Linked DNA regions of Homo sapiens: regions 1, 2, 3, 4 and 5 are each linked to region 6. The links are chromatin contacts, found by Hi-C or POLR2A ChIA-PET in ENCODE. All regions are on one chromosome and are shown on one strand. Each heading gives the region's core, a stretch centred on a gene start or an enhancer-like site at or near the end of the contact. The rest is flanking DNA. Distances are from core to core; before and after follow the strand shown.

Region 1 (4,669 bases), core at 1,279-3,778, 1.3 Mb after region 6:
CTCTAAATTACACTTATAGCTCTGATGTAGATTATCAAAACTGACCCAAATCTACACAAATTCCTAAAGTTTCAGATAAAAGATAAAAAATTGCTTTAATGATCTTCCTAGAATCTAAAACAGCACATTTCTAAGGAGTACAATAACACCTTTTAGAATGATGCTAGGGTAAGGACTAGGAAGTCTGGAAAAAAAATTTCCTTCTGCTGTCACCTGACCTCTAAGTGGGTTTTAACACCTCATAAACAAAATACAAAGGTCTAGCCTAGAATAATTTCCTGAACCCAAAGTACAGCTGTTGTAAATATGCAAGACTGATCCTGTAGTAGCAGAATACTTGCTATAATTAGAAAGTTTATGATGAAATGTGTCATTTATAGTCTATACTTTGACCTACATTAAAATCTCTCAGTAAAGTTTATTTGTTGCAAAGTTTCAATCATTATTTCAGGTTATACATTTCCACTTACTCTTTAAATGTTTTTCCTTTGGGGAGGAAATAGCTTTTTGGGAGACAAATCTTTTGAAAATACCCTTTGGGAACATTATTTTTAAACTGGAAAGGAACTAAGTGAAAGCTTAGTTTCCTTTAAACTAAAGGAAATTTATTTAGGAGATAAAATGTTTAGCGAAACTTGTCTTAAAAAAAAAAAAAAAGAGTCTCCTGGATCAGTTAAAAATGCTTCCCAAACTAGAAATTATGATTCCTAAGTGGGGGTAGGGGCAGCTGTATTGCTGGCAAATAAACTAGATACTTTTAAAGCCTCATATGTTTTGTTTGTTTGTTGCTGAGACAGGGTCTCATTCTGTCACCCAAGCTGGAGTATAGTGGCAGTGGCAGTGGCAGGAACAAGGCTCACTGTAGCCTCGACCTCCTGGGCTCAAGGGATCCTCCCACCTCAGCCTCCAGAGTAGCTGGAGGCCACCATGCCTGGTCAGCTTTTTATTTTAATTTTTAATTGTACAGACAGGGTCCTGCGATGTTGCCTAGGCTGGTCTCAAACTCCTGGGCTCAAGTGATCCATGTAAAATAAGTGGGTCATGTCTAATATCAAGGTCTTTCAAAAGAGAAAGATAAAAATATCTGAATCCAATTGTTGTAAATCCTCTTTGAAACAAGCCCTTAGGAATAAAAGACAAAAGAGCATAAACTGCGAAATCTCTTGATTCTGGTATGTTTACAGTCTCACCCCCCTTAAGGTGAGCAATTCTCTGTATGTTCTCCAATTCTCTCATTTTTCAAGACAAGTCACAGTTTTCAAACGATAGAAATGTCCGTTTTCTTTAACTACCCTCAATAAAGAATTCCACTGAAGAGGGTCTCATAGTAATTTTAAATGCCCTATCTGAAAATACAACTTGCATTTAAATAGCACCTGCTTTTCAAAGTGGTCTGAGTTCTTAGAACCATATAAAATATAACAAGATTAAGCTGTTCTGAAAAGTTTCACTTGGTCTAATATTTTAACTCAAAATATCACAGAAAGAAGACATATTTGTAAGAGGGTTCTCCACAAAGGCATGACTCAGAGCAGCACAGTATCTTCTCCAGGAAATGGCATCCAATATGGAGAGGGGGGTGTGATGGAGGTGAAGTTTTACGTTTCTGAAAAAAGGGCTTACAATTCTTCAGCTTCCATGAAACTTAGATATTCTTGAACCACACTGTTCCCTTCAAGCCACGCTAGTGCTATCTGACCCGTCTTAAATCAATCCAGATTTAAAAGCCATTCGAAGAGCGGCGGTAAGCTAATCCGGAAATGCAATGGCTATGAACACTTTCCTGCGTCCCTCGAGGAGAACTAAGGGTGTCGTTTTGTGGAAGATGACTCTGGAGCATCACTTTGGTGGTGACCAAGACTATTAAAGTTCACTGCTGAATCACGGCCTTTACCCTGACCACCTTGTGTTGAGCTTTTAGAGGTGGGGCTGGGGCTGGACACACAAACCGAAGTGTTTCCTGCTAGTTCCCAACAATCACCCGGTTTTACTTTCTTGGTCACACCCATCACTACCTGAAATTACCTTGTTTAACTCCGTTTATTGCCCGTCTCTCTCCCTAGAACACCAACCACCCGGCGCAGGGCGCCTGTTGCACAACCCCGCAGCCCCAGGCGGCGGCCGCAGCCCTCAGGAGCCGCAGCAGGAGCGTGGCTCCGCGTTCCTCCGGCGCCGGGGCAGGGCGACCTCCACCCACTCTCCCAGGCAGGGCACTTTCCGAGGCTTCTGACGGACGCCCGTCCCTTCCCAACCCCGAGGTCGGCTCCCGGAGGCCGCAGGGCGGCCCTGGACTCGCGTGCAGCGCTTACCCATCACCTGGACCCTGCAGATGGCGCACGTATCGCACTCCACGTCCCAGCTCCACATGGCCACCGCGTTCCACTTCTTGAGGGAGAACATCTTGTCGCCTCCCGACTTGGAGCCTGAGCTCCCGGAGTGAGAGGCCAGGGCGCAGGTTTCCTCTCCGTCTTCCACGTCGGCCATGGCGGCGCCGCGGAGCCGACGGCGGAGACGTTGGCTTGGGGAAGGCGGAAGGCTAGGGCGGCTCTGTGGAGCCGCCCGACGGGCCACAGCGCCGCCCGCAGGCCGCCAGCCACCGTGGTGCCTAGACCCCGGCTGCCCACGATTGGCTGGCGCGGCACAGTGACGTCACCTGACGCCAGCGCCAGGGGGGCGGGCAGGCCCCGCCCTCGCCGTCCTAGGCCAACTGAGAGGGCTCGGGCCCTTATGGGGCGACGCCGCTGAATCTGCCTGCTGCGCTGCGGGGTGTTACGTCTGAGCAGGCGCACAGATTGTGCAGGGATATGTGTCCTGCTTTACGGCTTCATTAAACCTACTGCTCTCAGAAATTATCTTGTTAATTTATTCGTTTGTCTCTTCCCTCCCAAATGTAAAACTCTATCAGAGCAGGAAACATGTTGCTATCACCACATTATCCTCCGTATCTGCAAAATGCCTGGCCACAGGAGGCACAATTATTTGTTGAGTGAATAAATGATCTTAAAGATCTAGAAATCTGGTTCAGTGATTCTCAAAACTTTTTGGTCCCAGGACTCCTTTTCACTTAAAAATTATTAGGACCTTAAAGAACTTTTATTTATGTAGGAAATGTGTAAATATATATATATATACACACACACATATTATGTATGAATATATATACACATATACAATGAATATATGTATATTCATATATACATACATTTCCTGTATATGTATACACACATATGTAGAGATTAATGTTTGCTTTTGAAGAAATTAAAACATTTTAAAATGTATTCATTAAAAATCACAGTAGTAACCTCATTACAGGTTATCATTAGAGGGATGACTTCACATACCATGTAGTTGCTAGAAACTCCGGTGTACACTCGTAGAATGAGAGTGAAAAGAGAGAAATAGCTCTAAATATTGTTAGGCAACTAGTTTGCCCTCTTTTGACCGCTAAAAGAGGTCGGGATCCCAGGAGTCCCGGTGTGTGGCGACACAACCCACACTTATTTTTCAGGCCCCGCTCCCTCAGCTGCACAGTCTCCATTCCTTCTGCTCAGTACATTTGAGCTAGTTTAACTTCCTCTTTTTATATGTAGGACTAATGAGGTCTGAAGAAGTGAAATGACAAAGATCACATCGTTATTATAGTAGTGCTTCTACGGCTAGCCCACCATCACATGTGTTTCCAAGAAAGCCGGTATCTCCATTGAAAAGAAAACAGAAGCACAGCCAGCCTAAGGAGATGCCTGACCCCACCATCACCTAGTGGTGGACAGCTACTCTGTCAAGTTTGGATTCTGAGCCTCTCCCCATCCCCTCATTTCCTGATACCTGGGCAAAAGCTAACCAGACTAATGGAGCCTGGCAGGGGAAACAAGAATGCATTAATATACAGAAACATAAATATGGACACAGGGTCACATTTGGTTAGATGCAAATGCGTATTTGTTGAGTGGTGTGTTAAGGGCTGTGAGGGTACAGGATGCAGTGAGGGAAAGCCTCATGAGAGAGGTAGAGGATGCAGTGAGGGAAAGCCTCATGAGAGAGTAGAGGATGCAGTGAGGGAAAGCCTCATGAGAGAGGTAGAGGATGCAGTGAGGGAAAGCCTCATGAGAGAGGTGAAGTTTGAACTGGGGGAACATGGGAGGTCTTCAGGGCCAGTGGAGAGAGCAAACCTCTCTGAGCTGTTGGCCAGAGCAGGGCACAATGGTGGCAGCAGACAGGAATTGGACCACACCTACTTTATAAGCCAGACACCCATTGGAGTGAGCACACAAAACATGTGTTCTCTTCTTACTGAACGACCACACATCTGCCTAGAGATGGCTGTAAATGCTAGGTATCTAACAAAGAAGGAAGGCTGGCACCAGAGGAGGATAAAACGCACCCAGTTGGTGAGAAGTTTGAAAGTCAAAAGGATGAAATGGTGAAAAGGAAAAGAATGGTTTCGCTGGAGGAATGGTATGTGCCCTTGCTGAGGCATGAAATCTGGAGAGAGGTGTCTGCTGCAATGAAATTTAAAATAGAAGCCAGGAGGGAGCATAGGGGCGGGAAGTGGGAAGGCAGGTGGAGGAGATGAGTACAGTTTTGACACACTGCATGTCAGGAGAACTTTTTCTCCTGACAAAAAGAACAGGAATGAGTGATGCGCCAGAGTTCAGTGCAACAAGCAAGC
Region 2 (4,335 bases), core at 623-3,122, 1.7 Mb after region 6:
TGATGCAGGACAGGAGAGCCACAAAATGTGGCTTTTTCCTTGGCTTTGCCCAGTAAAGAATTCAAGGGCTAGCTGGTGGCAGGGTAGCCGAAAACAGCTTGATTGAAGTGGCAGTGTTACAGCTCCATGACTGATCCTGCAGAGCAGGACTACCCCATAGGCAGAGAGTAGCTGCTCAGGGCAGTTCTATGGTCATATTTATACCTATTTTTAATTGCATGCAGATTAAGTGTTGGTTTATGCAGAATTTTCTAGGAAAAGGGGAGTAACTTCTGCGTCATCGGGTCATTGCCATGGAAAGAGGCGGGAACTCCCGGGTGTAGCCATGGTTACGGTAAACTGACATGGCACACTGGTGGACATGTCTTATGGAAAGTTGTTTCTGCCTCATCCTTGTTTTAGTTCATCCAGTTACGTCTATTTCTCGACAGGTCCTCTAAGTGGCTCTAAAGGGGAAAGGTGAAAATATGCCATGGGGCCCATTGCTAGGGTCTGAGGGATAAGGCTGGGAGTGGAGGAAGTGAGGAAGAAGGCCGGCCACCTACAGAACTCAGGCATTTGAGAAGATAAGCTGGATGAGCCCAGGCCACAGGAAAATTATCTTCTTGGGAACAGAGGTGGCAGATCAGGAGCCACAGATCTCCCCGCCACCCCCCAGCTACTGTCCACGCCTGTCTCCACCGCCTGAAGCCCCTCCTCCGACAGCCACAGCCAGAAGTAGAAGAGCTGTGGAACTCACATGTAGGGCTCTGTGGGTTTGGCTCTTAGAGTCAAGATGGTCACCGCCTCCAAGCGGCAGATAAGCAATGCAGGACTGGAGATAAGGGCGAGGGACAGACCATCTAGCCACCAGCCTCTACCCCCTAGAGACACCAAGAGGTGGGCAGAGAGCAAGTACTGGCCACAGGCAAAGCCAGAGCAGGCAGAGGGAGTGTATAGAACACCCTTGACATAAGTAACTCCATCTTAGCAAAAGACTCCACTTTACGTTTCAAAAGGCATCATGCCAACAGAGTCCCGATGTTCGCCTAACCAAAAAAGAGTGTATCCAACCAAATACGGGCATAAACAGGCACACTCCTTCACTATCAGTCGTCACCAGAAGACCCCCGTGGCCATAAAAAGAGCAGGACTTCTCTAGCTCTAAATGGCCGTCTTAACAGACCCTATCTTGCTGTCGCCCATGATAAACACCCGGCATCTGCTGCCTAAGGCTTTGCCCACATCAAAGACTCTTCCTTGCAAGACATTGAGGCCAGGACACCTTGTCTCTCCTGGGACTAGTTTGTTAACCCCTTTTCCTATCTATCTCCTTTGCTCTTGATGTTAAATGTTACCCTGCTTGATGTGGAATATTTAATCTACAACATTTAACATGTTGACTAAGTAGACTATTTTGTATGCTTTGCAATACTGACTTGGTGTAGTGGCTGAAGCCTGTGTGCCTATGGCTCTGACTACGGAGTGAGCGAGTGAGCGGGTAGTGTTAGGGGAATTGCCTCCTTGGGAACTCCATGTAGCTCCTGGCTTTTATGACTGGAATAGCATCAGTAAAAGTCTCACCTGGCGGAAAGACACAAACGTGGTGGACCTGGTTCTGTCTGACCCTCCTTGCTCGACTCAACGACAGAGAATGAGCTGGGAATAAGGGCAATGCACAGCCAACAGCGGAAGGGCTGTGGCCAGGCCCCTTCCTTCCTAAGTCCGGGTTTCTCTGGCTCACGAACGACCCCTGGAGGTAGACACCCGGCGACACCGCCCACCGGTCTATCCCTTCAGAAACCCTGTTCCCTGCCCGGTTGGCCCGCCTTCCGCTTTCGAAAGCAGAGGCAGTTCCGGGGTGGGAACCGCGCGGAGCTTTCTGGGAAATGTAGTCCTTGTCAAGAGGCTTCTGGGAGTCGTAGTCCCTACCTGTTCTTCCGGCGCACGGCCTTTCCGTTTTCCTGTTGCGGGTTCTATCGCTCTGCGGCGTGGGAAAGAGGCGTGCGCGTCCTTGCGTGGTCCTGCTTCGACCTGTGGTCTCTCTGGCTTCTGGTCGGGTGGGGAAGGTTTATGGGGTGGAACGTGAGAGACAGGCTTGGGCACTTTTGCGTCTGGCAGTTAGGCAGCAGGTGGTAGTTTCCATGATGGGGACGCAGGGGCAGCGCCAAAGGGCCCCAGAGAACGAGGCATCCAAGGGGGAAGGGGTGTGGGATACGAGCCGACTGAGGGGAGACGCGCCCAAAGCCGGGGACCTCACTACCCCAGAGTCGACCTTGAAAGAGCCCTCGAGTCAGACTGAGGAGATGGGCAGTATCCTCCGACAATGGAAAGCCGTTGTTCGCTTCAGGGGAGACGCGCTGTGACCCAAAAGTCATTTTACCGTCATCACTATTGCTGCAGTTCATTCAGAAGGGTTTTGGGGGAGGCCATTGAAGGCTGAGCAGCAGCCCAGGGAGAGTTGATGGGGGCTGATGGTGGGAGTGGCAGCATGGATTCAGTGGATGATGAGGGATCAGGGAGTGGGGCGAGTTGAGGATTCCCAGTTTTCTGGTGTGGGCTGTAGGCCTGTCTGCAGATACTCTCACCTAGTGGAATTCTTTTCCGTAACCTGTCTTAACTTAATGAGAGGCTTGATGGGTAAATGGTTAAAGATGCACGTGCACATCCCTTCACCAAACCATTCAGATGCTCACACTAAACCCAAAGGCCACTCGTTCACTTATGCACACAGCTCAGTTATACCTACCCTTGTGAACACACCGGTATGTAGTACACACAGCCACATAACAATTCATGATCACATACTCCTGGCATCAAACAAAGGGTAAATATATCCATCTCAGTTTAAACGGCCTCTGCTATCTTGGGCGAAGTGTGACCTCCACACAAGAAGGACCCAGGTTGACTTCCTCAGTCCTCTCTGGAAACTTCAAACAGCTCAGCCTTTATCCTTTCTCTTGGCTACATCCACCTCCTCTAAGGTCCTCTGACTCTTCCTAGTCATCTTCTGCCACTCTGGCTTGATGGGAGGGAGATAGAAATGGGCTTGAATTCAGACAAGGGCTTTGCTTATCTGAAATGTGTTTGCTGAGGTTCTTATTCCCAGAGCAGTAGCTCTGAACATAATATTTCGTGTGTGCTGAATTCTGTTGAGAATCCAAAGAAAGTTGTGAACCCTCTTCCTGGATAAACACACATCTTTACATCCACACTGTTTTGAAAGCAAAATTGAAACCCATATGTCGGGCCCTGGTTAAGAACCTCACCAGAAGATCAGAACATCAGTTTCCTGATTGCCCTCTGTCTTAGCTCATTCAGGCTGCTCTAACAAAATACCTTAGACTAGGTAATTTATAAGTAACAGAAATATATTGTTTACAGTTTTGGAGGCAAGGAAGTCCAAGATCAAGGACTGGACTGGTGAAGGCTTACTCTCTGCTTCAAAGATGATGCTTGGGGCTGGGCGCGGTGGCTCACGCCTGTAATCCCAGCACTTTGGGAGGCCAAGGCAGACGGATCACGAGGTCAGGAGATCGAGACCATCCTGGCTAGCACGGTGAAACCCTGTCTCTACTAAAAATAAAAAAAAAAATTGGCCGGGCATGGTGGCAGGTGCCTGTGGTCCCAGCTACTTGGGAGGCTGAGGCAGAAGAATGGCATGAACCCGGGAGGCAGAGCTTATAGTGAGCCGAGATCAAGCCACTGCACTCCAGCCTGGGCGACAGAGCGAGACTGTCTCAAAAAAAAAAAAAAAGATGGTGCCTTGTAGCTGTGTCCTCACATGGTGGAAGGGCCAAAGGGCCAAGTTAGCTCCCTTCAATTCCAACTCCTTTTATAAGGCCACTAAGCCCATTCCTGAGGCAGAGCCTTCATGAATTAATCACTTCCCCAAAGGTCCCATCTCTTAATACTATCACATTGGGTATTAGGTTCCAATATATGAATTTGGGGAGATCACCAATATTCTGACCATAACACCCTTTCTGCAGTCTTCAAGTGGCTCAAGAGGGGGAGAAGAATAGGGTCTCAATCCCCATAGGAGTTGGAGTGTGAGGAAGGGGCAGCCTCTTCTCCCATCCATCTGTAACCCTTAGTTATGGAGCCAGACATCAGTTATTGTTGGTCCTCCACTGGGCAGTCAGTCATTCAGCTGGTTAAAGAGTCAGTTATGTAGTCAGTTTAAGCTTGTCAGATGTTTAGTTACCTACAGTTAGTACATCAGTAAGAAATCCAGTAGGTGGCCAGGTGTGGTGGCTCATGCCTGTAATCCCAGCACTTTGGGAGGCCGAGGCGGGCAGATCACGAGGTCAGGAGATTGAGACAAGCCTGGCTAACACAGTGAAACCCCGTCTC
Region 3 (4,717 bases), core at 1,461-3,960, 1.6 Mb after region 6:
TTATAATTAGACTTTATATAAATGCCACTGGGAAATTCTAGTAAATTAGCATATTTGGAATTTTCTGTTTTTGTCTCCTGCTATGCTTCAGCCTTATATAATAAAAACACATACATATAATGTAAATAGAGGCACTTTAGATACTTTTGATGACTGAAATGAACTTTCTTCACTTGCTTTTTAGAATTTCCTAGGTTTAGAAAAAGAAAATGAATCTATGCTCATGGTCAAAGACTGAAACAGCACAGATATGCATTAAGGTAAAAAGCAGAAGTCCCCTTCTCCATCCTAGCCTCCCCACTCCCTACAACCATACTCCCCCCGCCCCCCCAGTGCACACACAGCACACACTCTCCCTCGTCATAGGTCCCTTTTCTTATAACTTTGGAAGACTTCTACATTCTGCCTGAATAAAGCCTTAGGAGAGAAACTGTTTTTCCTCTTAAGATTATCCTTCTCTCCCAGTCCCTAGTTCCCCTACCTGGCAATCCTCATTTGTTCTTGTCTCAGTTGATGTCTTATCTGCATAGCCTTGTTCCTCTGGAATTTCTAGTTTTTGGTTTCCCATCATTACAATGTACGGTATCATGCATTTGTTCACATTTATATCTTCCCTATGAGCTCCTTGAGTACAGGGACAATCTGATTCATCTTTGTACTCCCTGCACCTGTAGGCATGACAATCCGTTGTTGGTGATGTTGAGAGTGAGCAGAGGGGAACTGGCCCTAGAGAGCGGCCTTGAGAAAGTGCCTTCGAGTTCTAAGAATGTAGGATTGCTTCACAGTTCTCTCTGCAATCTCTTAAAGATTTACTAATAAAAACACACTTTTAGGAGATTATCACTTGTCAAGTTTTGGTATAGTATCAAAGAATATCCATAATTAGCTGAAAAGGCTATTAAAAAATTCCTTCCCTTTCCAACTACCTATTTGTGAGAAGCTGGATTTGCTTTATATACTTCAACTAAAACAGCATACCACGGCTGAAGGCAGGAGCAGAGATGAAAATCTAGCTGTCTTTCTATCAAGCCAGACTTTAAAATATTTGCAAACATGTAAAACAGTACTAGTCCTCTCATTATTTTTTTGTTTTAAAAAATAGTTACTTTTAATAAAATGTTATTTTATTATTCAGTTGGATTTATCACAGTCATTTTCCATCAGTTAATAAATATTAGGTAGGTGCAATTAAAAGTAGTGGCAAAAACTGCAATTACTTTTGCATCAATCTAATAGTTCTTTACATTCTCATTTAAAATGTTGAATATGGTAAATATTGACAGAAAGAACTCAGATAAACAAAAGCTCTTTGCATACCCAATGACTGTAAGAGTGTAAGGGAGTCTAGGGACCAAAAAGTTTGAGAACTGCTGTGCTAACCAAAAAAAACAAAAAAAAACAAAACAAAAGTCAAAACAATTTTAATTAAAAATCTTAATTAAATAATTTTTCTAAGAAATTATTTAAAAATTATTTTACTCAATAAAATAAATATATATAAGCCTAAAAGGACTAAAGAGACAGTGAATAAAAATGTGATGAAACACAAAGCAGAAATCCTCAGGAGACAGATGGAGGCCAAGGAATACAGAAACATAGACACACCCACAGTCATGCAGATATGCATACTCTCCATACCTGTCCTTAATTTTCCAAGTTTGAGGCAATGACTATTTCTTGAGTTTGAACATGGCTGAAAAACCAGGCGGACCAACAGTCCGGTCCACACTATACACAGGTGAAAATTGTTCTTTGAGGTTGCTACCTACAATTTGTTTATACAATCAATCTATCATTGCTTGCATCCTTGCCTTCCAAGTCTCAAAGGTTAGCTTGATCACAGTAATCTATCCTGGATATTGCTTTTAAGTATTGGTTCACTCATTCTGGGAATGAATTTGAAAATAAGGGAAACAATTCTTGGCAATAATCTGACTTTAACTACTTCCCAGTATTTCCAGCTTAATTAAATCTTCTCTCCCTTCAATTAGTTAAGGCGATCTTACTGAAATGCACAGAAGAAAACTTAAAATGATAGTTTCCATATAAACTCTAATTCTTACAATGCAAAACGAATCTTGAAAAATCTCTTTAAATTGTTAACTAATGCACCTATTATGCAGATCTTTATAGGGCTTGTTAGTAAAATCTGGTATATTTTTATTAGTAAAGCTCTAAGACATTACAGAGAGGAGAGTTAAGTAAACCTTTTCAGTCCACATTCTTAGTGAGAACTACAAGTCACTTATTCAAAGCCACTCTCCAGGGCCAGACTGAACCCCATTTTTTTTAATCTTCTAATCAGAGGAAAAGGCCAAGAGCCCTCTTGCCAGCCCTTGGCCACGCAGCTCCTAACGTACATAATAACAACAGAATCGACAGAGCAACTTTCTCCTCCATCTATGGCAAGTTGTCTTCTATAAAAAGAAACGTAGAAATAAAACCTAACTAAAAAAAGAACGCACTGTATTAGGATACTGACCTGGAATCCTGCAAAAGTCAAACCTGCAGTCCATACTGGGCCAGCACAGGGGCCATATCAAAGTGAAATCTACTGCGCAGGTCTGTTATTCCCTGCGGAAAGTTTTCCGACAAAGGATATTTTGCTTCAGTGAGCTGGCTGTACCATCCCACACACATCTTTACAGTATATTTTCTCAAAGTCATGTTGGGTGACTACGTCAGACCTCCTCACGTGACGGGGTGTTAGAAACACACGCATCAGATCTCGAAAACAGATTACAAAACAGAAGTCCTTTATGGAGTTGAGCTGTGTCTAGGAAAAGGAAAATCCTGTTGATGTTGCCTTCTAAATGTGGCCTGAAACGGGCACAGAAAAGCTACATTTATCAGATTTTACTGCACTTAAGCTATCAGATTCAAGAAGGCATCGTGTGACAGGGGAAGCTTATTTTTTAACTGAAATTCAGGCTGTTCTAAAGGCCAACATCGGGAAGCTGCTGGAGTGCACTCAGCAGAGAGGGAGGCCAGCTTGGACAACCTCACCTATTATCTGGAAAAGGTAAACATTAGGGCCCTGGACTTGCAGTTGCGTGCACATAGGATTGTGAGAACGAGTACTGTCAGATTCATGAATGATGCAATGGGCCCAGTTAAATATTTTAGGTTGCTTGTTTGGAAAGATGAAAGGGGGAAAAGGTCCTGGGTTTCTTTTTTCTTTTTGAAATGCAGCAGTGTTTCAGGGTAGCTCGTGTGCCTTGGGTTCATCTCAGGATCAAGCTTGCCTGGGCACCTGCTTGCTTAAGAAATCTGGCAAACAGGCTTAGAGAATCTCTCTGAAGCCTTTTGAGTGCCGTGTCTCTATTTCTTGTTTTACCCAAATTCCACTGACACTCAGAGTCCCCCCCAAATATATATATATATTTTTTTTTTTTTTTTTTTGAGACGAAGTCTCGCTCTTGTCCCCCAGGCTGGAGTGCAATGGCACAATCTCGACTCACTGCAATCTCCACATCCTGGGTTCAAGCGATTCTCCTGCCTCAGCCTCCGGAGTAGCTGGGATTACAGGCACCTGCCACCATGCCCGGCTAATTTTTGTATTTTTAGTAGAGACGGGGTTTCACCATGTTGGTCAGGCTGGTCTCAAGCTCCTGACCTCAGATGATCCTCCTGCCTCGGCCTCCCAAAGTGTTGGGATTACAGGTGTGAGCCACCGTGCCTGGCCCCAAAATGTATTAATAGAAGGTATTTTTAATCTGAATGCTGTGGGGAATGATGTGTCCCAGAGTTCCCCAGGACAGGGTTCCTGTTCCCTGAAAATTTTCATTTTAGGGGTGAGCTTATCAAGAATTGGTTTCAAAAGCCAACCGTCATTTCCTTGTGAACCCAAAGGGCTGGCTGATTGAATGGAAGGTGGCTCTGTACCTCTCAGTTGATTGCTACCTCTGGGGGACGGCACAGGGAAGAGCCGTTTACATTCTGGCTTCTGAAGAAGAGTGAACCTCCAGCTAATCACAAGAATGAGTTGTCCTAAAATGGACGAGGCACCAGCTGCTGCTCTGGTGTTAAATCTAAATCCGCCTCCCCCACTGCACTGCCGCTCCCCACTCCCTGCCCCTCTGCACCCTGGGTTTCTGGGTTCTCCTGCAAGACAGTGAATCACAGCTTACATTGGTACTTCCTGGATAAATCAGAAACTGGGCAGTGAAGAGTGAATGAGATGATGCGCCTGAAAAGCACCAAGTGTGGTCCATGGCACCTGGCAGGGGGTTCAAGAAATGTCAGCTGGAATTAGCTTGAGAACTGACTGCATCTGCCTAATTGGTGGCTATGGAGGAACTGCTCATGCGGCTTATCCTTCATCCAGTATGTAGGGTGATCTTTAAAAACTACAAATGAGGCCGGGCGTGGTGGCTCATGCCTGTAATCCCAGCACTCTGGGAGGCTGAGGCAGGTGGATCACCTGAGGTCAGGAGTTCAAGGCCACCCTGACCAACATGGCAAAACCCCATCTCTACTAAGTACAAAAAAAATTAGCCGGGTGTGGTAGTGCATGCCTGTAATCCCAGCTACTCGGGAGGCTGAGGCAGGAGAATCACTTGAACCCAGGAGGCAGAGGTTGCAGTGAGCCAAGATCACACCATTGCACTCCAGCCTGGGTGACAAGAGCGAAACTCTGTCTCAAAAAAACAAAACAAAACAAAACAAAAAACGAAAAAACAAACCCACAAATGAGATCAAGTCAAGCCCTGCTCAA
Region 4 (4,522 bases), core at 21-2,520, 1.1 Mb after region 6:
AGACCCACTAACAAAATGTTTCAAAAGGATTTAAAAAGGTAAAATTAGTTTACTTAAGTATAAAGGCAAAAAAAAAAAAAAGCTCTAGCCTGCATTCAGAGATTGATACAATTTTAGGAAAAAAAGGCATCCTAAAGCTACTCTACACGGTAGATGGTTTAAATATATTAAAACAAAGAGCTCACGCATAGAAAAAATCTGCTAACATACAACCATCACTCTCCTGTTTTGAAGACACGGGAAAAAAAAAAAAAACCTGTGTTGTTCAGACAGGATTTACTTTCCCCAAAGAAGCAAATTTGTAAGGAAGAAAACCTCTGTAATTAAAAAGGAATCCGGGAGGAACCAACCTTTTTAAGGGCCTTTTCACTGTCCAAATTCAAGTGCATTTTCTTGTACAATGTACTTCTGTGATTAACTCACCGCTACACGTTTAAGCAACCCACACCCACACTTAACACTCAGTCGCACTCTTCCGACCGGTCGGGGTGGCAGCGTGGACGAGTCACAAGATAGCGGCGGGAGTGGAAATTTCCTCTCCCCTGGAGTGGGGCAGGGTCTGGCTTCTCCGAACCGCTCAGCGGGCCGGGCGCCTCCGCCAGGGCCTCTCGGGCCGGAGCGCTCCGTACAAAGGAGGCCCGGGGGCTCGGCTCCTGCACTCTCGGGGCCCGGCTTCGGGCAGGGGTCCCCGGCTTCCGGCGCCGCGCCGGGCGGGAGGCCCGGGCAGCACGTGCGCCCCGCTCCCAGCAGGGAGGGAGGAACCAGCGCGGCCCGGCCGGGCTGCCCGCGGGCCCCGCTGCTTCGGGAGCGAGCTGCGGCCAGTCCGGCCGGCCCGGGGAGCAATGAATGGGGCCGCACTGCGCCGCCGCCGCCCGGGTTAGGGTCGGGCGGTCGGGAGCCCCGGCGCTGGGAGCCGCCTCCCGCCTTTCCGTTCCCACCAGACCGCGCCCGGCGCCCCCGGGACCGAGGCCGGCCCCGGACGCCCAGCTGCTGCCCGCTCACCCCAGCTCTTGGCGGTGCGCCCCAGGAATTCTCCGGTGGTCGGGTTGTAGATGAAGAGCTTCCACTCGGCCAGGCTCTGGTTGAGGGACTTCTTCTCGTTCTTCGTCATGGTGTGCGCGCGGACGGCGAGAGGAGCTGCGGCCGCGGGGATGGAGGCGGCGAGGGCTGCGGAGGCGCGTCCCGGCTCCGGCGGCGCAGCCCGGAGACGGCAGTGAAGGGTGGGACGGCCGAGAACACCTCCTCGTTACGGGGAGTACTCGAGCCGACTGCGCCGCGCCGCGCCGGGCGGCCGCTTGGGCCGCGGGAGCCTGACGTCTCCGCCCGCCGCAGCCAATCCCCGCGCCGCTCGGCCCGCGCCGCTGCCGCCTCCCGCCAGCGGCCGGGGCGCTGCCTGAGGCGGCGAGGGCGCCCCACCCCGCCCCGGCCCCGCCCCGCAGTAGCCTCGGGGGCTCCCTCAGCCTGGGTCAGAGGAAGCGAGAAGAAAGTCTAAAAATCCGAAGGTTTAGTCGCACGCACGTTTATAATAATAGCAAAAGGCGGGCGTCCCCGCGCCGCAGGTTGCTTAGGAGGAGGACTGGGTTTCCTGGGCGTTCCTGGGCGCCGGGGCGCTGAGAAGATGCTACCCGCGGCGGGCGGGTGCGGAGAGCACGAAAACGACTCCAGTCGGCCCGCGGCTTCCTCTCTGAGGGAACTTAATCGTCCCCTCCCCGAACTGCCTCCCCGACCGTCCCCAGGCGTTCTCTGGGCTCTGTGACGTTCCTACAGGACGCTCTCTGGGCTCTGTGACGTTCCTACAGGACGCTCTCTGGGCTCTGTGACGTTCCTACAGGACGCTCTCTGGGCTCTGTGACGTTCCTACAGGACGCTCTGCGGGGGATCGCGCGGGGCTCCCACAATGTACACGGTGCACTGCTGTTCTGAGAACGTCCTCGCTTGGCTCCCTTGAAGGGTTCAACCGGGAGCCTCGGGTCAATGGGAATTCCGTTCTAAATATGCCAGTGAATGGAGTATAATTTTTCTCGGGATTCAGTTGAATTTATCAATGAAATCTAAATACGTGCTTTCCCAAGGGTCCTGGCAACTGAAAGCTCCCAGCTTTTGCCCAGACGCTCCTACTCTTAACCCACAGGAAAGGAACACTCGTTGGAGGGTCCACGCCTGTGTAGTGTCGCCGGCTTTTCATCTCCCCTGTAGAGATCGCGGCCCTTGGGCGGAGCTGAGGGTGCCGGTAGCGTTTTCCTCCGCGAGATGGAGCTGACGAGTACGGGAGGGGGGGTGCCCTCAGACTCAGCGACAGGATAAAAGACTTTATAGGAATTTGCACAGAAGGTGCGGGGTGGGGGAGGTTGTTGTTGTTGTTGTTTATTTATTTATTTTTAGAAAAAAGCTCTGCCTCCGTTTTATTAGCAAATAAAAATTATGGAGAAATGTAATAGCCATCTTATTGTTTGGAGTGATGAATTATAATCTGTCTGGAAGTTTAAACAGCCTGCAAATGGATGAATTTTCCTTTTTCCTCACTTTTCTTACCAAAGCAAGAAATAATGAATTATACCTCCCACAAATGGAAAAGTGGTAAAATATATTCCTATAAAGTGCTTTTTTCACGCTTAAAAAAGCTAAATTTATAATTATGACATTGAAAATAACCAAAATCCATTTACGTTTTGAGCTAATGACACCAAAAGATTTGTAGAAGCATGTTGGAGAGTTTGGCATGAAATGAGTATTAGAAATAGCAAAGCACCATGCAAGCAGACTGGAATGCACTTCTTTAAATCATAGGCAAGATTGAAAGAACTAAAGAATGTTACCTGCCGGGCGCGGTGGCTCACGCCTATAATCCCAGCACTTTGGGAGGCCGAGGCAGGCGGATCAGGAGGTCAGGATCGAGACCATCCTGGCTAACGCGGTGAAACCCCGTCTCTACTAAAAATACAAAAAAATTAGCCGGGCGTGGTAGCGGGCGCCTGTAGTCCCGGCTGCTCGGGAGGCTGAGGCAGGAGAATGGGGTGAACCCAGGAAGCGGAGCTTGCAGTGAGCCGAGATCCCGCCACTGTACTCCAGCCTGGGCGACAGAGCAAGACTCCGTCTCAAAAAAAAAAAAAAAAAAAAAAAAAAAAAAAAAAAAGAATGGAAGTAGTTAACTATTTTCAACTCATTACAAATATAACTACAGGTTAGAGGAAACCTAAAATACTGGTAGAGTTGATAACAGGCTTTTTCATTTAGGTAAGAAAGAAAGATATTTAGAATGAAACAAAACCTGTCCGCTTCATTTACATTGTGTGTGTGCATGTATGTGTGTGTGCGCTAATAATAAGCGTGCTTTGATAACTAATCACCTGGCACACAAAGAAAACGTGGTAAACAAGAATATTATGAAATAGTGTTTCAAAGATATTGGCTGCTGTCAAGGATTTGTAGTTTGTGTATGTGTGTGTGTATATATATATATATATATATATATATTTTTTTTTTTTTTTTTTTTTTTTTTTTTTTTTGAGATGGAGTCTTGCTCTTGTCGCCCAGGTTGGAGTACAGTGGCTCGGATCTTGGCTCACTGCAACCTCTGCCTCCCGGGTTCAAGCAATTCTCCTGCTTCACCCTTCCAAGTAGCTGGGATTACAGACGCACGCCACCACGCCCAGCTAATTTTTTTATTTTTCAGTAGAGATGGGGTTTCACCATGTTGGCCAGGCTGGTCTCGAACTCCTGACCTCAGGTGATCCGCCCGCCTCAGCCTTCCAAAGTGATGGGATTACAGGCATGAGCCACCACGCCCAGCCTGTTAGTTTGTATATGTTTAATGGTCATTAATATGACTTTCATATTTAGTGCTTTGTGGTTTTCCAAATAAGGATTTAAATACAAATATATAATTCAGTAAGCAGTTTTGAAACACATGACTAGTTCAGTATAGTAACTAGGTCCAACAGATTTCAGTTTGGTGAAATTTTTACATTCTACTCCAAAACATGGAAGCTATTTGTTTCTCTGATATATGGTAACTTGAGCATTACCTGGAAGAGAAAATCCTGTGTGTACTGGGAACCACTGGTCTACCAAGTATGAGCAGATAACATTTAATTACAGTTACATTCTCTGTCAGTTTATTTTACTCTAAGTTTCTCCTTTGAAGGAGAAGTTACTTCGCTAGAGAAAATACAGAATGCCTACCTAAATTTAAGTCCAGATGGATGATGGATTTTTTTTGGTATACATTCCATGCAATATCTGGGACATAGCTACTCCCCCAAAATTATTCTTGTCTGTCTGAAATTCAAATTTAACTAGAAATCTTGTTTTTGTTTTTGTTTTTTTGGAGACGGAATTTGATCTTGTCGTCCAGGCTAGAGTGCAATGGCGCAATCTCGGCTCACTGCAACCCCTGCCTCCTGGGTTCAAGCGATTCTCCTGCCTCAGCCTCCCAAGTAGCTGGGATTACAAGCATGTGCCACCTCACCTGGCTAATTTTTGTGTTATTAGTAGAGACAAGGTTTCACCATGTTGTCCAGGC
Region 5 (4,765 bases), core at 775-3,274, 1.2 Mb after region 6:
ATCACCAACCTAAGAATCACACACAGGCTGCACCTTGTTTTTTTTTTTTAGACCGAGCCTCACTCTATCACCCAGACTGGAGTGCAGTGGCATGATCTTGGCTCACTGCAACCTCCACCTCCCAGGTTCAAGTGATTCTCCTGCCTCAGCCTCCTGAGTAGCTGGGATTACAGGCGCTCACCACCACGCCCGGCTAATTTTGTATTTTTAGTAGAGACAGGGTTTCACCATGTTAGCTAGGCTGGTCTCGAACTCCCGACCTCCTGTGATCCATCCGCCACAGCCTCCCAAAGGGCTGGGATTACAGGCGTGACCCACCATGCCTGCCCTGGCCTGCGCTTTTCACTACTACATTATTCCGCCTCTATAGAAGTAGGTGAAGTGACTTTTTCTTACCCCTCCAAGTTCCCTTCAGGATTTCTTTTCTCCCTTGTAGAGTCCCCTTCTTCCCTCTCCCCATTTGCCCAGTACTAAGTCCTTGATCTTTAGCATTCTTGCTAAAGATGTTTCCCTTCCCCTTATCCCAGTGAATTCTCCATTTTTTGCCTGTTTCAGGCTGGCTCGGCTGCTCCACACAGCAGAGGGTTCTGGGAGATGGGACCAGACCCTGGGCCATGCTCTGCAACCACCTCCCCAAGGAAATAAGTAAAGAATTGGCCTGCCATCTTTACAGCACTGTAGACCCCCTGGTGTAGTGGAAAGAGCATGAGACAGCGTGCAGGAAGGCCTTAGATTCATTCCAAATAATTTTCAGGACTAAATTCACCTCTTGGTCCTAAAGACAGAAAATGTCAGCCATGGAGCTTTGAAGGGCACCACCTCCTTGAAGAGCGGAGGTATTTCACTGAGGAGAATGGAATTAGAGGCGCACGCCAGACTTTAAGCACCCACATTCCATTGCAGCCTCCAGCTGAAAAAATTAATTGCCTGCCCTTTATGCCATTTGTCTTCTGCATGTGAACTGCCTCCTCAGAGTAGGGTGGGAGGAGAGAACGCGCCAAGCAGCGTGGAGCAGGTCCAACCACGCTGACCTCTTACAGCTGGGTTTAACTCCTGCAGTTACACAGGGCCCTGCGCCTCTGTCTCAGCAGCATCAGAACCGTCTCCTTCAGTGCATGTGACCAGAACCGCCATGCCCAGGGCTGTAGGGATTGCCCGAGTATCAGCACCTCTTAGTGGAGGGGTGTGTGGGTGTGTGTGTGTGTATGTGTTTTATCCTTTTCTGGGTTTTACCTTATTTTACTTTGGGTTTTATGGTGCCCTTTCCAGACCCACACAGTCAACACCTGGTCAGGCAAAAACCAAGTATACCCAGCATTGGGCGACATCGAACAACAGACCTCACGGGGTTTAGCACGCCTGGCAGTGCCAGTGCCCCTCCCCCATCCCCTCAGGGGCAGCGGGAAGTCCTTCTAGTACAGTAATCTCAAGCTTAGTCCCATCAGGGCCACCTGTCACCAACAGGTGTCCAGACATTGGGGAAGGTAGACACCTTAAGGTGTGATTAAGATCCCAAGCCCGTCCAGATACCCCCTACATTGTTCTTGCTGTTGGGTGCTGGCCTCTTCCATTGACCCTGTAGCTGTCACTCTGAACCGAACTGGCAGGGCCCAGGCTGGCCCTGGACAGAGTCCCAGTGTGGCTCTGGACAACCAGGAACCAGACTGTGACCTTCGCAGTGCAGAGAACATGGAGGGGCTTCTGGTGGAGCTGAGAGGGCACAGTTCACCTCTTAACAGTTTTACAAGTCCATGAAAAAGTATGAGTGTGCGCAGGTCCTTCAAGGTCAAGGACACGAGCAACCCTCCACCTCCCATTAAATCTGAAAACTTGGCAACCTCCAATTCCACTATCAAAAGAAACGGCCGTGTCTTCCCTTGGGGTGGCCGGGCCAGGCTGGATTAGCGACGCAGACGGGGAGAAAGGAGCCGGAGAGGAAGCTCCGCGATCCCGGCGCGGCCCAGCAAAAGCACACTGGCACGCCGAGCCAGAAATCGCCCGCGGATGCCTCTTCCCCCAGCTCATCACAAACCAGATCCAGTCGACAGCACAATCCAAACAGAAGAGGGAATCAGAATGTACATGTTTTGTTTGCCGTGGCAGGAGAACTGTTGAGCAGAGGAAAAAAACAAGCTGAGCTTAGCGCTATCAGCTGTTTCCTGGGGCTCTCTCCTTCCTTCCTCCGAGGGGGGCCTGGCCGCTTTGTTCTCGTTCCCAGCTGCTCCTCTGCGCCTTTAAGCAGTGGCCTTTGCAGACCTCGGAGGAATGCGGCCCTGGGACCCCAGGGGACTTAGCTCGAGGCTCCGCCCGCCCCGCATGCTCGGCCCCAGGCCGCAGAATCAGGAGCGCCGCAGTGTCGCGCGGAGGCCGCTCCTGCCCCTGGCTTCTCAGGGCTCGCTTTCTGCCGCCACTTCCTGGGCGGGGAGGGCGCATCCCATCAGAGGCGGCTTCCTGCTCTCCCTGACACCCCTGGAAGGACACCCATTTCACAGAGCCCACACAGGGAGCCCAAAAGAGGGGTCGTCACAATAACACTTTTTGCAGGCATAGAGTCTGGGGTGAAATGGCTCCCACACTGGCGTTGGTTTGCTGTAGTTCAGATCCCAGCTCTACCAGTTATAAGCCGGTCACCCACAGCCGCTTACTCAACCCCTCTGAGCCTCAACAGTTCTTGCCTTATGGGACTGTGACGAAGATTAAAACGATAAAACAGATTGGGTGTCGACCCAAAACCTGGCGCACAGCAGGCCTGCTACCACAGTATGTATTAGCGGCTGTTGTTACCATGCCTGGGTTCTGGTTGTCTCAGGCAGGACAGCTACACAAGACTCCATCAGACTGAAAGGCAGGGCCTGGCACATGGTCAGAGATCAATAGTTCCCGTTCTTTCACTTGAGCGTGTTCTTCAGTGGTTTCATGTGCTATGAATCTCTCTGGCAGCAGGCTGAGGCATACTTTCCACGGTGCCTCTAAGATGCTCAGAAGAAAACCACAAATGAAACCCCACACAGCTGTGAGGAAGCAAGACAACTGTGAGTGTCTGCTTGGCTCAACCCAGATGCAAGCTGCTCACCCACTGCCCACTGCTGCAGCCTTGGGGTCCCGCTGGCTCCCTGTGCCTCGCAGAGAACAAAGCACAGCTGCAGAGGTCACCTGAGCAACTACAGTGCCTGTCAGGTGAGGCAGAAACAATTGCAACAGCGGGGATTGTGACTGAAGGTCTGGAGCTTCTTGTACAATCATTTCTTGAGTGCCTACCAAGTGGCTGACCCTCGGCTAGGCATTTATCTACTTTGTTTCTTAATCTTCTCATCAACGCTAAAGGCAGGCAGTATTAAGCAGGCTCAGAGAAGCAGTCTGACTTGTGTAAGATCATGTGCAGGGCTGTGGCCAACCCATGAGTACATTTGTGCCAATTAGAAGGCACTCCAAATGTCTTGGTGCGTGGAGCAAACCAGCCTCCCATGTGACGTCAGCCCCCACTCTCCCATGCAGGGAGTCAGCCTGCACATCTGTACACAGCAGCCAGAGTAAGTGGCAGAACCAGGATTCAAATGCTCAAGCTCCTTTCTCCTTGACCTGCAGGACTATATTTCATCAGCTGCGCATGATCTAAATGAATGCTCTGAGCTTCTAACATGTGTCTATATTAGATTAGATGACACGGCAACCATTAGGTCCCTGAACTGTATCATGTCACATGACAGCCCCCTCCTGCCGCATCCTGCAGACCCCCTGGCCCAGCCTCTCCTTATTCCCGTGACTCCATTAGACAATGTGCAAGCCCACAGTTCCCTGAGTCCTCTGCTTCCCTCCCAGCCTTTCTGTGCTCATTCTAACTCCTTCTCTTTGATGTAATTCCAAGGCTATTTTTTTTTTTTAACATAGAGCAGAGTCTCGCTTTGTTGCCCAGGCTGGTCTCCATCTGCTAGGCTCAAGTAATCCTTGTGCCTTGGCCTCCCAAAATGCTGAGATTACAGGCATTAGCCACCACACCTGGCCCCAAGATTGATTTTGTCACTTCCCTGCTAAAAACCTTTCATCGGTTCCCCAGCACCCTTGCCAATAGGTTCAAACTCCCCTTGTGCAACTCCTCCAGCCCCTAGGGCCTGGTGTCTGCTAAACTCTCTAGTTGTATCGTTAGTCACCCCTCCCACCTCATGACTCCACACTGCAGCCAGCTGCAAAGCCACTCTGTTCTGCGACTGAGCCTCAGGCCTTGTGCTGCGAGGCCTTTATGCCAGGGTTTTCAAGTGTGGCACTGTGGATGTTGTGGGCTGAATATGCTTTGTGTTGGGGGCTGTGCTATTCATTGTAAGATGTTTGGCAGTATCCCTGCCTCTACCCACTAGATGCTGGTAGCAGTTCCCCAGTCATGACAACCAAAACTGTCTCCAGACATTGCCAAGTATCCCCAGGAAGTTTGGCACAATCACCCGCCATTGAGGACTATTGAGCTCTGCTGATCCCTTTACCTAGCGCATGCTCCTTCCTCTTTACCTGTCTGGCTTCATGTCTTTTAAGTCTTAGCTTGGTTGTCCCTTCCCCTTGGAAGCCCTTCCTGACCCTGTGACTCCAGGTCCTCATGTTGGGCTGGGTGCCCTTCCTATGTACCCAGCTCAGACAACCCTGATCACACCGTATTATCACTGCCCATGTCCTTGTCCATCCCTTTCCTCTCCTGGAACTTCATGAAGGCAGGCATTTGTTTGCCTGGTTCCCTGTTTAGTATTCAGGGTCTTTGTTTGCCTGGTTCCCTGTTTAG
Region 6 (4,874 bases), core at 111-2,610:
GAGGGAGACGAGAAAATGTACTGAGGAGGGGGAAAAAAAACTGACACAATACCTTGTAAAGAAGCCGAAACTGGCCCCTCACCAAAGTTTCTATGTAACTAAACGATGTCTGTTAAGACCATTACTAATTATGAATTAATTATTTTGGTGTACATCGTTCACCAAATGGCATAAACAGTCGGATTAGAGAAAGCAAGTAGAAAACGAGTTATGATGTTTCTCAGAACTGTAAACGCAAGCTTCTCTCCTACCGTAAATTTAACTTTCTAATAGCCGATTTACAGTCACACACTCTTTAAGATTTAACAGTCCCTAGCACCTGAAAGTGTTACACAGCTTCTTGCATCAGCATCGGAAAGTTTAACTACCTCGTGGCAGTACCAATTACTTTTAATATATTCGAGACCAGAAACCCAAACCAAAAAACGATTAAATGTCCCGCCCAAGATGGCAACTAAGAACCCAACCGTACTAATGCTTAACTACTACCACAGCTCACTGGTTTCACAATACGTGCCCAGGGTTCCCTGTAAACACAAATGCAATTTACTAATCGTATGTAGCTTACAAGTCTACGGAGCTTCTCTTTTCACTGTTTCTTCAACATAAAGAAAGAGACCACGAGTCCTCTACCCTCAAAAGTGCTTTTTACTTCCCGTTAAGGTAAAGACCACGTGTAGACTGTACATTAACCTTGGCTATGCAGCACTGCAAAGGAGAGCTGCTCCCGCCTCTGCATTTCCCACTCCGTGTCTTTGCCCTAGTGGTCCTCCCCTCACAGCTGGCGACCCTAGAGGTTATTCATTCCTTGGAGGGAAACTGAGGGAGGCCGGAAGTGAGTGAGATCCAAAACCGAGAAAAAAGCAGCAGACATTTAAGCACCGGGAAGCGATTCCCGCCTCTCTCCCAGGCGCTGTCTGGCGGCCTCAGGGCGCAGGAAGCTGAGATACAGGAGAGCGTTTTCACTGCTTCAGACCTCAATCTGAATTCCTGATTTCACTCCAATGCCAAGCGCGGGCCGAAGCACTCACGCCTCCACCCACTGGGCACGCCAGTCTCGAGCTGAATCCCGGCTGGGACTATGGGGAGATACCAGGCCTCTCAACCTGCGCACAACGGTGCGGCGGCGCCCGGGCCTACCGTCGCGACTAGAATGCAGACCCCAATCCCAATCGCCTCTCACAGGCCAGAAGCGTCTGTGGGCCCCAAACGACAGTGGTAGATCCGCTGACTTACGAAATTTTGTCAGAAATTACCTTTGAACTGGCCTTCTGAGATCCGCCTGGCGTTTTGTCCGCCATCTTGAGCTTTGCCCCTCCTTCGGCGGCGGCAGCAGCACGGGCGAGTCGAGCACCGAAAGAGCGGATCTCAGTGAAGCCCGCCAGAGGCGCCTGCAAGGCTGAATAGTCGACTGTCGAGATAGCGACCTTAGGGGCAGCCGCTCACGTGACTTCCGGTGTCAGTAATTTCCTCAGCCGCGCTCACTCCGCTAGTTTTCCTGGGAGTCACGGTGCTTGGTCGCGTTATTGGGTCCGGGAATTCAGAGAATCAGGGCCAGCTGATACTTCACCCTCTTATCCCAACGCCAACCCTTGATAGATGCGAACCAGTCGTATTTCCTTTGTGGGAAAGGAGTCGCTTTTTAAAGACGTGCACTGGCCATCTAGGGAGGAGCTTTTACTTCAACTCAAAATAGGACTGGAGCTGACTGGTGACCTGGCGCTCGATGGACGGAAACGCTGTTCTTGCCGCTTCGGCAGCTCCCATACTGGTGGGAGAGGCAAACTTGCAGTCTGCTCATCTTAAGATGGTGAATGTTGAGATAGGGTTGCTCCCGAAAAGCCGAGAAGAGGAGCCGTTTGACCCAACTTGAGGGTGATCCGATAGACACTCTTTAGGGCGTCTGCAGAGTGGGTGCGCGTGGAGACAGTCAATAAGAGAAAATCGTAAATACAGATGGTATTCTAAATCTAGCATGCATGTAAAGTTGTGTGACATTTTAAAGATTACATTTTACACTTTAGTATTGTTTTCATTTTTAATCACATAAATGGGGGAACACCATATTAAACTTTTCTGAACTTAGTACTTTTTTAAAAAGTTCTTAATCAGGGCCTAGATTCAAAGACGGAAAGCTTGCTTGAGAAGGCCATGCCCGAATCAGGCCAGGCAAGGAAAGAAAGGACATTCCAGACAGAGGGAGTAATTGAGGTAAAAGCCTGTGGCATGAATCAGTACAGCCGATCGTGCAGGTCACCTAAAGCAGTCGTTTTATTAGACCAGGTGTGGGGAGGGACGTGGTTGGACAGGGGTGCGGGTGCAGGTTCACACAGCGCCCTGAGGTCACCATCGTGCTTAGGAGTTAGAATTCTGTTCTCAGAATGAAGATCGGCCTTTAACAAGGTTGAAATGGTCAGATTTTTATTTTAAAGTATTGCTCTGAGGACTAGGGTGGGAGTGGAGGGCGTTTGTGGACCTCTCCCTAAATCATTTATTCAAAATATTTTTGAGCCCCGTTTTGTGTGTAAAAGCCTGCCCAAAGTGTTGTAGGGCTTACAGAGACAGACAAACATGCACTGTCTTCATATGATTTAAAACTTAATGAGAAATGGAGGAGACAAGGAAACCGCAAACTGACACTATGCATAATTAAATTGATGCTGCAAGGAAGGATCAATAGCTGAGGGACCTCTGAAAGAAGTAATTAATTCTGAGAGTAGGAGTGAGGAAAAGAGACGGGGCGGGGCAGGGGGGGGGGTGGTCATAGAGAAGAAAGCATTTGAACCAGCTCTGAAGAAGTAGAATTTTGTTGAATGGCGGGGGTGGGGAGCGAGGGAAGCACTTAGAACAGGATCTGACACAAGGCTGGCTCTCAAGAAAGATTAACAGACATATATGCCAGCCACTAAGGAATCAGCAGGCCAGGCCTCCTATTCTCTGTGAGGGTATGAGGGTAGAAGAACAGACAGTAAACAAGAAATGATCTGAAAGTGACAAGTGCTACACATGAAATTAGAATGACTTGCACCCTCCAACCCAATTCAATTTACTTCTACTGCTGGATTCTGTCATACTTTTTCAGTTCTGGGCCTCTTCCCTCAACCTTGCCCTGCCCTCTCATTGAAGTCTAATCCAATTCTACTCTGGGTGAAGATGTCCCTTCCTCCAGGAAGGCTTACAGTCCTCCCTCCCCACCAATCCTAAATCAGAGACCCTTCTGTTTCCAAGGAACCTATACTTTACCACTTTGAAGAGCTCAGCACACTAGATCTTAACAGGGTTTTGTTTTGTTTTGTTTGTTTTGAGACGTCTCGCTCTGTCGCCTAGGCTGGAGTGCAGTGGCGTGATCTCGGCTCACTGCAAGCTCCGCCTCCTGGGTTCATGCCATTCTCCTGCCACAGCCTCCCGAGTAGCTGGGACTATAGGCGCCCGCCACCACGCTCGGGTAATTTTTTGTATTTTCAGTAGAGACGGGGTTTCACCATGTTAATCAGGATGGTCTCCATCTCCTGACCTCGTGATCCACCCACCTCGGCCTCCCAAAGTGCTGGGATTACAGGCGTGAGCCACCGCGCCCAGCCTAGATCTTAACTGTTTATAGGATTAGAAAGTGAAATCATCAGCTGAGATGAAGAGGAGAAGTGGGACTGGGTATGCCTTGTGGTGTTCTGACAATGCCACAGGCTGATTTTGTCACTAGAAAGTGAATATGTGTAGCTTTTCAGTCAAATCCCCAAAGTCCTACTTATTTTAAAAATAATTTTTACTAAATACTCCTGAAGAGTCAAAAACAAAAGAATGCAGACTTCTTTCCTCTCTTCTTTTTTATATTGTAAGCCCCAAAGCAAGTCAGACAAATATGATGTGACTAGAAATAATACGGGCCTTTATTAAGGGTTAAGTACGCTTTTAAAAATTCAAAATCATTGCCAGGCACAGTGGCTCAGGCTTGTACTCCTAGCACTTTGGGAGGCCAAGGCGGGCAGATCAAGGCAGGCAGATGGCTTGAACCCATGAGTTCGAGACCAGCCTGGGCAACATGGCAAAACCTTATTTCTACAAAAAAATATTTAAAAATCAGCCAGATGTGGTGGCATGCATCTGTAGTCCCAGATAGGAGGCTGAAGTGGGAGGACCACCAGAGCACTGGGAATCTTGCCATTGCACTCCAGTCTGGGCAACAGAGTGACCCTATCTCAGGAAAAAAAAAAAAAAATTGAACATCACAATTATGAGTAAGAATTCTTGATACGTGAAATTCTGGCCCTATTACGTCATGAAATTCTGGCCCTATTACTCAAATTACAAATTCAGGAAAGTGAAATAGCATGAAAATAATCCAAATGGAATTTTATGGAATCTGAATAATTAGATTAGTGCTAAGGGACTACACATAAACAGTAAGAATCATGCAATTTACTGCAACTAGTATTACCTTTTTACAATTACAGTAAAACCATGCCATTTTTCTCTTCCCGATGTGTTGATTTTCTGGTGCCCACACCTGCCATTTGTTTTTAAGGCTTCTCCCTGCAGCAGATACGTTCAAGAGAAATTACAAAGTAGTGCCATATACAATACTGAGATGTTTTGTTTGGTTCATTCAGGGAGATTTTTTCTTTGAAATTTGAGCTAGCATTTTAAAACAGAGAGATTTTACATAAAACTCAGGGTTTCTAGCCTTTCTTGAAAAATGGGGAAGTCTGGCAACACTGGGGGACAATCCAGGTGAGGTGGCCTGCAGCGACTTCTAGGGAAGGGGGCTATGAACACCAGTTTAGCCACCAACTCATCATACACGGTGGACAAATTCCCCATACCCAGCCTGCTTGTAGGCATTTCAGTTTTCTACTTCTGATGTACAGTGTAATACT

The links. Hi-C counts contacts between places; a loop is a spot of excess contacts on that map. ChIA-PET counts read pairs that join two places held with the same protein, here RNA polymerase II (POLR2A). Pooled maps may share reads with other maps.
Region 1: a map of B cell shows a loop between it and region 6 (22-fold over the local background). The contact joins the promoter of RNF7 here to the promoter of U2SURP in region 6. A Hi-C loop is called at or near these places in 5 of 168 maps with a recorded cell type or tissue (B cell, CD4-positive, alpha-beta T cell, CD4-positive, alpha-beta memory T cell and 2 more), 6 of 37 single-sample maps with no recorded cell type and 17 of 50 pooled maps. POLR2A ChIA-PET finds 5 or more read pairs at or near these places in 3 of 52 experiments (CD8-positive, alpha-beta memory T cell, activated B cell and activated T-cell).
Region 2: a loop to region 6 is called in a map of B cell, with 17 times the contacts of the local background. The contact joins the enhancer-like site here to the promoter of U2SURP in region 6. A Hi-C loop is called at or near these places in 3 of 168 maps with a recorded cell type or tissue (B cell and CD8-positive, alpha-beta T cell) and 11 of 50 pooled maps. POLR2A ChIA-PET finds 5 or more read pairs at or near these places in 1 of 52 experiments (Panc1).
Region 3: a map of prostate gland shows a loop between it and region 6 (7-fold over the local background). The contact joins the enhancer-like site here to the promoter of U2SURP in region 6. A Hi-C loop is called at or near these places in 1 of 168 maps with a recorded cell type or tissue (prostate gland). POLR2A ChIA-PET finds 5 or more read pairs at or near these places in 1 of 52 experiments (HepG2).
Region 4: a map of CD8-positive, alpha-beta T cell shows a loop between it and region 6 (16-fold over the local background). The contact joins the promoter of ATP1B3 here to the promoter of U2SURP in region 6. A Hi-C loop is called at or near these places in 5 of 168 maps with a recorded cell type or tissue (CD4-positive, alpha-beta memory T cell, CD8-positive, alpha-beta T cell, ascending aorta and 1 more), 5 of 37 single-sample maps with no recorded cell type and 18 of 50 pooled maps. POLR2A ChIA-PET finds 5 or more read pairs at or near these places in 1 of 52 experiments (A673).
Region 5: a map of CD4-positive, alpha-beta memory T cell shows a loop between it and region 6 (11-fold over the local background). The contact joins the enhancer-like site here to the promoter of U2SURP in region 6. A Hi-C loop is called at or near these places in 1 of 168 maps with a recorded cell type or tissue (CD4-positive, alpha-beta memory T cell) and 9 of 50 pooled maps. POLR2A ChIA-PET finds 5 or more read pairs at or near these places in 1 of 52 experiments (CD4-positive, alpha-beta memory T cell).

Annotation. Positions count from the first base shown.
Region 1 is chr3:141,736,157-141,740,825 of GRCh38, reverse strand. It overlaps RNF7 (ring finger protein 7), which reads right to left and starts at 2,528. Exons shown (of 3, transcript NM_014245.5): 1 at 2,310-2,528. The coding sequence starts at 2,484. RefSeq lists enhancers at 1,377-2,055, 2,256-2,495, 2,056-2,735, 2,846-2,895, 2,936-2,985 and silencers at 2,056-2,235, 2,496-2,755.
Region 2 is chr3:141,309,333-141,313,667 of GRCh38, reverse strand. It overlaps LOC124909441 (a long non-coding RNA gene), which reads right to left. Exons shown (of 4, transcript XR_007096119.1): 3 at 1,912-2,031. Among named protein-coding and RNA genes, the nearest start is that of ZBTB38, 57 kb to the left of the region's middle. RefSeq lists an enhancer at 1,839-2,028. Within about 2 kb of position 1,872, at least 29 of the 41 ENCODE cell types and tissues checked have a DNase peak (open chromatin) inside an H3K27ac peak, as active enhancers do; they include B cell, CD8-positive, alpha-beta T cell and Panc1, where a contact is called at or near this core.
Region 3 is chr3:141,430,009-141,434,725 of GRCh38, reverse strand. The region is part of intron 5 of ZBTB38 (zinc finger and BTB domain containing 38); the gene reads right to left. Among named protein-coding and RNA genes, the nearest start is that of RASA2, 55 kb to the left of the region's middle. Within about 2 kb of position 2,710, at least 9 of the 41 ENCODE cell types and tissues checked have a DNase peak (open chromatin) inside an H3K27ac peak, as active enhancers do; they include prostate gland, where a contact is called at or near this core.
Region 4 is chr3:141,873,391-141,877,912 of GRCh38, reverse strand. It overlaps ATP1B3 (ATPase Na+/K+ transporting subunit beta 3), which reads right to left and starts at 1,270. Exons shown (of 7, transcript NM_001679.4): 1 at 1,003-1,270. The coding sequence starts at 1,111. RefSeq lists silencers at 476-1,045, 1,316-1,445, 2,316-2,375.
Region 5 is chr3:141,794,895-141,799,659 of GRCh38, reverse strand. All of the region lies in intron 4 of GRK7 (G protein-coupled receptor kinase 7), which reads right to left. Among named protein-coding and RNA genes, the nearest start is that of GRK7, 34 kb to the right of the region's middle. RefSeq lists enhancers at 1,981-2,100, 2,771-2,830. Within about 2 kb of position 2,024, at least 32 of the 41 ENCODE cell types and tissues checked have a DNase peak (open chromatin) inside an H3K27ac peak, as active enhancers do.
Region 6 is chr3:142,998,056-143,002,929 of GRCh38, reverse strand. It overlaps U2SURP (U2 snRNP associated SURP domain containing), which reads right to left and starts at 1,360. Exons shown (of 28, transcript NM_001080415.2): 1 at 1,257-1,360. The coding sequence starts at 1,301. It overlaps PAQR9-AS1 (PAQR9 antisense RNA 1), which reads right to left. Exons shown (of 5, transcript NR_125393.1): 4 at 4,436-4,530; 5 at 1,840-1,903. It overlaps LOC100289361 (a long non-coding RNA gene), which reads left to right and starts at 1,463. Exons shown (of 1, transcript NR_034032.1): 1 at 1,463-2,085. RefSeq lists enhancers at 999-1,648, 923-1,922, 2,922-3,922.